Linked DNA regions of Homo sapiens: region 1 is linked to region 2. Evidence: read pairs that join two places in POLR2A ChIA-PET (ENCODE). Cell type or tissue: Caco-2. All regions are shown on one strand. Links, peaks and the distances in the headings refer to the core of each region. The heading gives the core; the rest is flanking DNA. Region 1 holds the start of C1orf146 (chromosome 1 open reading frame 146). Region 2 overlaps BTBD8 (BTB domain containing 8).

Evidence for each region. Peaks named below come from ENCODE experiments on the same cell type or tissue, not always from the same donor. Only the 100,000 strongest peaks of a DNase experiment are listed, where the experiment ranks them.
Region 1: POLR2A ChIA-PET joins it to region 2 with 10 read pairs; 3 of 35 experiments call an interaction of 5 or more read pairs at or near these places.

The regions. Positions count from the first base shown.
Region 1 is chr1:92,214,480-92,218,878 of GRCh38, reverse strand. It overlaps C1orf146 (chromosome 1 open reading frame 146), which reads right to left and starts at 964. Exons shown (of 6, transcript NM_001012425.2): 1 at 831-964. In Caco-2, for the core only: no CTCF peak of the experiment used is centred there; no DNase peak of the experiment used is centred there.
Region 2 is chr1:92,161,229-92,165,627 of GRCh38, reverse strand. All of the region lies in intron 9 of BTBD8 (BTB domain containing 8), which reads right to left. Among named protein-coding and RNA genes, the nearest start is that of C1orf146, 54 kb to the left of the region's middle. In Caco-2, for the core only: no CTCF peak of the experiment used is centred there; no DNase peak of the experiment used is centred there.

The DNA.
Region 1 (4,399 bases), core at 289-4,288, 53 kb before region 2:
TCTGGGGAAAAGCTCCTCGACCAGCAGCCAAGCAAGGACTGTGTGGCTTTGGGCAAATCACGTCACCTCTGGTTAGGCTGCATCCTCACCTGAAAACAAAAAGCTTCTAAACGGGAGGTGAACGCTGAGCGTGCAGGGACAGAGGGGAGGGGCAGGCGCGGGGGACGGGACCGGGGGACCAGAAGGTGGAGGAGGGACAGTCACTAATGGGCACCTGGGGGACGACAGAATCTGGACAACAAACTCCCGTGACACGAGTTTAACCTATGTAACACACCTGCACACGGACTCCTGAACCTAACATAAAAGTTAAATTAAAAATAAAAACAAAAAGCGTGGGCCCAGTGGCCTCTTAAACCTTTGCCAGTTCCAAGGCCCTGGTATTCTGGGCTTTTGTTGCTACTGTTTTGTTTTTTCCAAGCTCTGGAGTGTTTGCAAATTTAAGTTTAACACTGCCCCATCATCTCCAGCAAGTCACTTTCCCTGCTCAGTCTCCTCACGGGTCCAGTGAGGCGCCGGCCTACAAGGATCTTCACGGTCTCTTCCATTCTTTACTTTTCGGAGTGACCAACAAAGCCTAAAGCAAATAAAATTTACACTCGCAGGTGGGTGACGGACTTCTGACAGGGAAAACCCCGAGGGAGCCCTTTCCACACCGATTCTCAAGGGGAAAATAGGGTGGGCAGGATCTCCTCCCCTCACCCGCCAAAGCCCTGAGGTAAAGCTCTGAGCTCGGCAAGTCAGAGAGCACTACGCCGGCGAAGAACGAAGAAAGAAAAACGCGAAGAGACAGGTCTGCCGAGGCCTCATCCCCAGCGCTGCAAACCCACCTGCTCACCAGGTCCTCAGAGACCGCTCAGGGTTTCCCAAACTTCCAGAACGTTCCGTGAGCAGTGAGAGGCGCCGCCGGTAGGGCAGAGCGCCCAGGGTGCCTGGGGCAGGGTTCTGCAGTCGCTGGGCTTCTGCGCAACCGCAGACCCCGCAAACCTTTTCCGCGCTTCTGGCTCCCTAGAGCGAGGTTTGCAGGAAGCCGGAAGTGGTTAAGAAGATACAAGATTTGTAGGCCTGGCGCGGTGGCTCATGCCACTAATCCCAGCACTTTGGGAGGCCGAGGTGGGCGGATCACGAGGTCAGAAGTTTGAGACCAGCGTACCAACATGGTGAAACCCCGTCTCTACTAAAAATGCAAAAATTAGCTGGGCATGGAGGCGCGCACCTGTAATCCCAGCTACTCGAGAGGCTGGGGCAGGAGAATCGCTTGAACCCAGGAGGCGGAGGTTGCAGTGAGCGAGATCGCACCACTGCACTCCAGCCTGGGTGACAGGGCAAGACTCCGTCTCAAAAAAAAAAAAAAAAAAAAAACAAGATTTTTGCGTGTTAGACTCAGTTGTCCGGAATTGATTTTCACAGTTTTCTAAAATTCAGGCTCAATTCTTAGATTTCTGTCATTTGCAACATAAAATCAAAGTGGCCTTCAGTTTATCCAAATTATGAAAAAGGTAGATTTTCATGAGCAGCTGTCAAAAGGACATACAGGGGCCTGTGTGTTTGCTTTTTAGGACCCCATTATGTTCAGACCTAATTGAAGCTCAGCAATTTATTAAGTGTCACAATCATAAAAATGTAAAAAGACAAAGACCACTACTTGCCTTGAGCCTAATGGTTAGGATACAAAACTATGTGCCTTACTTTGTAAAACAGGTATTCCTGTAGAAAGAAAGGTGCTCCAGGAAAAATCCTTTGGAGCACACTTGTGATGTGCTGTTAATTTTTCCCTGTGATAACCATTTTGTATGTTTGGCATTTTGTATAACTGATATTAAAATTAGGTGCACTCTTGCTGCCTCATTTGGGCAGTTTGTTAAGCCACCACACCTGGCCTCTTGTTTATAAATTACCTGGTCTAAGGTATTTTGTTATCGTGGCCATAATGGACTAAGACAATTCCTCCTCTCTTCAAATCTCCAGAACTTATTCCTCATCTTCATTTTCGGCTGAAGTGAAATAGTTACTGCTAATATTTCATAAAGATTTATGATTTTAATAGTATTTAGTATTTAATATTAAATACTATTCAAATGAGATAAATAAAAGCATCCAGAAACGAAGTTCCACAGATGTCCACCTACCAATCTACCAACATCTATATGCCAGATTCTGCTTTCTTTCCAACTATAGTAGGTGAACTGTATAATCCTATGTAAGGCCAGCCCTCAAATGGACAACAGAGCCCATCTCTTCTTGCTTACCCAAGAATATAGCTCCACCGGCCAGTCGCGGTGGCTCACGCCTGTAATCCCAGCCCTTTGGGAGGCTGAGGCAGGTGAATCACAAGGTCAGGAGATCAAGATCAGCCTGGCCAATATGGCAAAACCTCATCTCTACTAAAAATACAAAAAATTAGCCAGGTGTGGTGGTGCACACCTGTAGTCCCAGCTACTTGGGAGGCTGAGGCAGGAGAATTGCTTGAACCTGGGAGGCAGAGGTTGTAGTGAGCCAAGATCATGCCACTGCACTCCAGCCTGAACAACAGAGCAAAACTGTCTCAAAAAAAAAAAAATATATATATATATATATATATATATATATCCACCAATTATTTCCTGACTCTTACAATCTTCAATTTTCTCCTCTCCACTGAATAGTCTCAATAGCAAATAAATATGCCATTATTTCTCTCATCTTAAAATCTCTTAATCTCCTCTCCCACACCAGCTAACAATCCATTTCTCTGCTCTCTTTACAGAAAAACTCAAAAGGATTGTCTATAATTTCTGTTGCTAATGCCCTTTTTTCCCATTCTTTATCAAATTTATTCCAATCAGACTTTTTCATTTCCACCATACCACAGAAATTGCTCATGTCAAAGTCATTGGTAAATCCAGCAAACAGCTGTCAATACTAATTTTACTTGGTCAATCAGCAGTACTTGTTACAGTTGATCATTCCCTCCTCCTGGAAAAACTTTCTTTCCTTGGCTTCCCCATATCATGCTCTCATGGTTTCCCTCCAGCCTCACTGGCCATTTATCAGCATCCTTATTGGTTCTTCCTCAAAACCCAACCTTTTAATCTTGCTTGGAGTGCCGCAAGCTCAGTCCTTGGACCTCTTTTCTTCTCTGGGTATATTTGTTACTTTGGTGTCCTCCTTAACTCATAGTGTTAGATATCATCCATGTGCTGACAAATTCCAAATATCTATCTACAGCCCTGGCCTTTCCCCTGAACTCCAAACTGGTATAACCAATTGCTGTTTAATATTTCCAGTAATAGACATCTCAAATTTCACATGTCCAAAACTGAACTTCTGACTTCCCCTCCCAATGCTGCACCATCTATAGTCTTCCTTATCTCAATTAAAGATTACACATATTTTATTTAAATACTTTGACTGTCTTACATACCCTTTTCAGCCATCAGGAAGTCTTGTTGCCTGTACTTTCAAAATATATCCAGAGCCTGACCACCTTTCTGGTTTGAGCCACCATCAGCTTTCACCTGGATTATTGCAATAGACTCCTAACAGGTTTCCGTTTTCACCTTGCCCCTAAAGTCTTTTTTCAACATAGCAACCAGGGTAATCCTTTGAAACAGAAGTCAGATTGTGTCTTTCCTTTGCTTAAAACCATATAATTGCTCTCAAAAAAAAAAAAATAAAAAAACAGGCCAGGCACAGTGGCTCAACGCTTATAATGCCAGCACTTTAGGAGCCCGAGGCGGGTGGATCACCTGAGGTCAGGAGTTCAAGACCAGTCTGACCAACATGGAGAAACCCTGTCTCTACTAAAAATACAAAATTAGCCAGGCATGGTGGTGGATGCTTGTAATCCCAGCTACTCAGGAGGCTGAGGCAGGAGAATTGCTTGAACCAAGGAGGTGGAGGTCGTGGTGAGCCGAGATTGCACCATTGCACTCCAGCCTGGGCAACAAGAGTGAAACTACGTCTCAAAACAAAACAAACAAACAAACACCATCTAATGGCTCTCAAACCTCTCAGAATTAAAGCTAAAATCCTTATGATAGCCAACATGGTCCAATTCCCCTGTATTGGTCCATTCTCACACTTCTACGAAGCAATACCTGAGACAGGGGAACTTATAAAGGAAAAAGTTTTAATTGACTCACAGTTCCACATGGCTTGGGAGGACTTAGGAAACTTACAATCATGGCAGAAGGCAAAAGAAAAGCAGGCACCTCCCCCACAGGGCGGCAGGAAGGAGTGAGTGCCGAGTGAAGGGCAAAACCCCTTATAAAACCATCAGATCTCGTGAGAACTCACTCACCATCATGAGAACCAGCATGGCAGAAACCACCCCCATGATTCAACGATCTCCACCTGTTCTGCTCTTGACACGTGGGAATTATGGGAATTACAATTCAAGATGAGATTTGGGTGGGGG
Region 2 (4,399 bases), core at 148-4,147:
TGCCAAGTTTGGGTGTGGTTTGTTACACAGCAATAGATCATTGATAAATCTGGAAATGACTGAAATACCTAACATGGACAGCATGATGTGGACTCTGCACAGCCTCTGTTTTTTTTTTTTTTAGGTCCAGAAGCACTACATCTTCCCTGATACCATATATCTACATCAGATTTCTTTTATACACACTATAAGAAAATCTGTTGCTTTTTGTTAGAGCATTTAATTCATTTGTAATTAATCAAACATGAACATTACTATTTAATGTCTGTCTCCCTCACTGGGCTGTATGTTCAATGAGTGTAAAACTACCTCTGTTTTAGCTCACCAATGTATCCTCAGGGCCTAGTATAAAACTGGGTCATAGTAGACACTAAAATTTATTTGCTGATCTTTTAATATGATTGGTGACAGAGTCTATCAGTCAATCTCTAAGATAACAAGTTTAATCTTTCAACTTCAAAACTAAAAATTTTAACCATTTACTAATAATTCTTTTTTTTTTTTTTTTGACACAAGTCTTGCTCTGTCACCCAGGCTGGAATGTAGTGGCTTGAACATGGCTCACTGCAGCCTCAAACTCCTGAGATCAAGTGATTCTCCTGCTTCAGCCTTTCAAGTAGCTGAAACCACAGGTGCATGCTACCACACCCAGCTAATTTTTTTTAAAAAAAGTACTGGCCAGGTGAGGTGGCTCACACCTGTAATCCCAGCACTTTGGGAGGCTGAGGTGGGCAGATCACAAGGTCAGGAGATTGAGACCATCCTGGTCAACACGGTGAAACTACAAAAATATAAAAAATTAGCTGGGCGTGGTGGCGGGCACCTGTAGTCCCAGCTACTTGGGAAGCTGAGGTAGAAGGATGGCATGAACCCGGGAGGCAGAGCTTGCAGTGAGCCAAGATCGCACCACTGCACTCCAGCCTGGGGGACAGAGCAAGACCCCGCCATGTGAAACAGGGTCTTGCTCTGTCACCCAGGCAGGAGTGCAGTGGTGCGATCTCAGCTCGCCGTAACGGGGTCTCGCTCTGTCACCCAGGCTGGGGTGCAGTGGTGCAATCTCGGCTCACTGTAACCTCCACCTCCCCAGTTCAAGCAATTTTTGTGCCTCAGTCATGCAAATAGCTGGTATTACAGGTGCACGCCACCATGCCCAGCTAATTTTTTGTATTTTTAGTAGAGATGGGGTTTCACCATGTTGGTCAGGTTGGTCTGAAACTCCTGGCTTCAAGTGATCCACCCGCCTTGGCCTCCCAAAATGCTGGGATTACAGGTGTGAGCTACCACGCCCAGCTCTAAAAAATTTTGTAGGGATGGAGTCTTGCCATGTTATCCAGGCTGGTCTTGAACTCTTGGCTTCAACTGATCCTCCCACCTCGGCCTCCCAAAGTGCTGGGATTACAAGTGTGAGCCACTGCATCCAGCCAATAATCCTTTAAAAATGTATTATATTCTCCCACTGCTTTGAGTAAAATTTTAAAAAGTCATACTTTGCTATAATTCGTCTAATTTTTAGGACCATTGTCGTTTCCTCTTCCAGTGACTTCCTGAGTAACTGTACAATTACTAAGAGTTTTAGACAATAAGCTCAATTTGTTCTACTGCAGGCACTGCTCTGGTAGGGAAGCCAAATGTAAGGTATTTAAATAAATTTGGCAGGTATCTACAAAGTGCTTACTATATACATAATGTGATGTGCTCTGACAGTAGCATTTTTTTAAAAACCACAGATATAGAGTATAATTGTCATAATTTAGCTTGGAAAACTACAATATGGACATAGTTAAATAACATAGATGATACATGATCTTATTCCATACTCATCTGAATATATGATAAACATTAAATGTTAGAGTACCTCGAGATTCAAAGAAACAGAAGTAATACTTTCAGACCAAACACTTAAATTTTAATTCAACAGTTAACACAACGACAGTTTAAAAATTTCAAATGTAGGGCAATCTGCTCGGGTCCCCTTCCACACTGTGGAAGCTTTGTCCTTTCGCTCTTCACAATAAACAATAAACCTTGCTATTGCTAAAAAAAAAAAAATTTTCAAATGTATAAAGGACATTCTAGGAAAAGTCTTCCTCTCCTTCCTGTCCCCAAACCATCCATTTTACAACCAATATTATTTTTTCCCTTATCTTTCCAGTTATTTTATGCATATACAAACAAAACATATATGTAATTTTCTTATTTTATACAAATGAAGGCATTAATATGCACAGTACTCTGTATCTTGCCTTTTTTTTTTTTTTTTTTTTTTTTTTTTTGAGACAGAATCTCTCTCTGTTGCCCAGGCTGGAGTGCAGTGGCGTGATCTCGGCTCACTGCAAGCTCCGCCTCCCGGGTTCACGCCATTCTCCTGCCTCAGCCTCCCAAGTAGCTGGGATTACAGGTGCCTGCCACCACACCCGGATAATTTTTTGTATTTTTTAGTAGAGACGGGGTTTCACCGTGTTAGCCAGGATGGTCTCGATCTCCTGACCTCGTGATCTGCCTGACTTGGCCTCCCAAAGTGCTGGGATTACAGGCATGAGCCACCGCGCCTGGCCCTGTATCTTGCCTTTTACACTTAGCACACATCTTGAATATTTTTCTTACCAGTGTATATATATATATTTGTTTTAATAGCCATGTCATAGTCCATAATATAGATATATCACAAGTCATTTAACCAGTCCTCTACTTAAAGACATTTACATTGTTTCCAGTTTTGCTATGATGTCGTAATGACTTACCTTGTATATAACATTATTTCACAAATATGTGAAAATATCTACAAGATACATTTCTAGAAGTAGAATTGCTGGGTCAATACTACTTCTCTTAACCTGGGTTCTGCCTAAAAATTGAGCCTGAGAAACAGGCTTATATGCAGTTTATTTGTGAAGTGATCCTGGGGGATCTGAGGTGCTGGAAGAGTGCAATAGGGAAGAAAGGAAGAAAAGCCAATTCAAGGGTGTATTTTCTAGCTCTCTGCTATTCAAAGTGGCATCAGCTAGCCAGAGCCTGTTAGAAATACACAATCTCTGTATCCTCCCTTGACTTACTGAATTAGAATCTGCATTTAAACAAGACCCCCAAGTGTTTTGTAGATACATTAAAGTTCGAAAAACACTAATATAGAATTCACTATTGTAGGCAACTGGGACTCAATCTTGTTGGGGACCTCCTGAAGAGCTATGAAGGACATACTTTGAATTATCCATCCAACAGACAGAACAATGAAATATTAACCACTGGCTCTCATCTCCCATTGGTCAAGGCTTGCCCTCAGGGATGTGAACTCTCTTTCACTGCCAGGTTTGCACAGGTTCAGAATTGCTGAGCTGCAGGTATCTCATGTGGTGTAGCAGTGAAGCCTCAGTACAGAAAGTGAGAAAGATGTGTATGTGATGTGGCTGAGGGAAAGTGCTGTCAGAATCACATCCATGTGCAGCTAGATGCTGCAGCAATAGTTTGAGTACAAACATGGGCCAAGAGGCTATGAGGTGGGACACCAGGGGTATCCAAAACGCTGCCAATATACAATCAATGGAGCACTGTTTTTCAAGTGGTAGATTCCTCCATAGCAACCTAGAGAAATGTATTTAGCGGTTCACAATCAGCACTAGAAAACAAAAGAAAGAAGGGGGTGGGTGGGTGAGGAAGACAAAAAAAGGAAGAAGAAACATAGAAAACACCAGTACATCATATGTAATAAGGCTAAGAGATCTTTTGTGAAACTTGTGTTTCTGTTCTATATGTGTCAGTGTATTGGGTTACAATGAAAACAACAACAAAACAAACAAACAAAAAACATCTTTTTATTCTGGGTCACAGATAAAAAGCTTAGGAAACATAGAAAAAGTTGTGCTAATTTATGACCTTCCCAGGAATAAATCAGAATATTTATCCCATATACTCTTACTAACACAGTGAAAATTTATTTTCATCATTCTGAAAGGTAGAAAATGGTCTGACATGGTAGTTCTCACGTCCACTTCTCTTAAATAAATGAAGTTCAGGATCTGCTCATCAAATTAAGAGGTATCTGTACTTCCTTAGTGAACTATCTAATACTATCCTATGTTTCGCTTTGATTTTTAAAAATCAATTTGTAGAAACTCTCTATATTAGGAAAATTAGTGTTATAAATATCATATGAACTGTTATCTGTCTTTTGACTTGGTGACAAAGAAGGGTAAAAATTTAAAGTTCCTCACACTAAAACATATTTAAAAATTCTCCATGTTATACTCTAATGTAGCAGCACTTTCATATCTCCCTTGATGACAAAGAAATATTTGATGGATTAGAGTACCTTCCATGGCACATGTGGTTGAACTGAATTAGAACTAAAGAAGGCTTAAGAAGACTGCTTGAGGAGAAGTGACATCAGCAAGATGGCAGAATA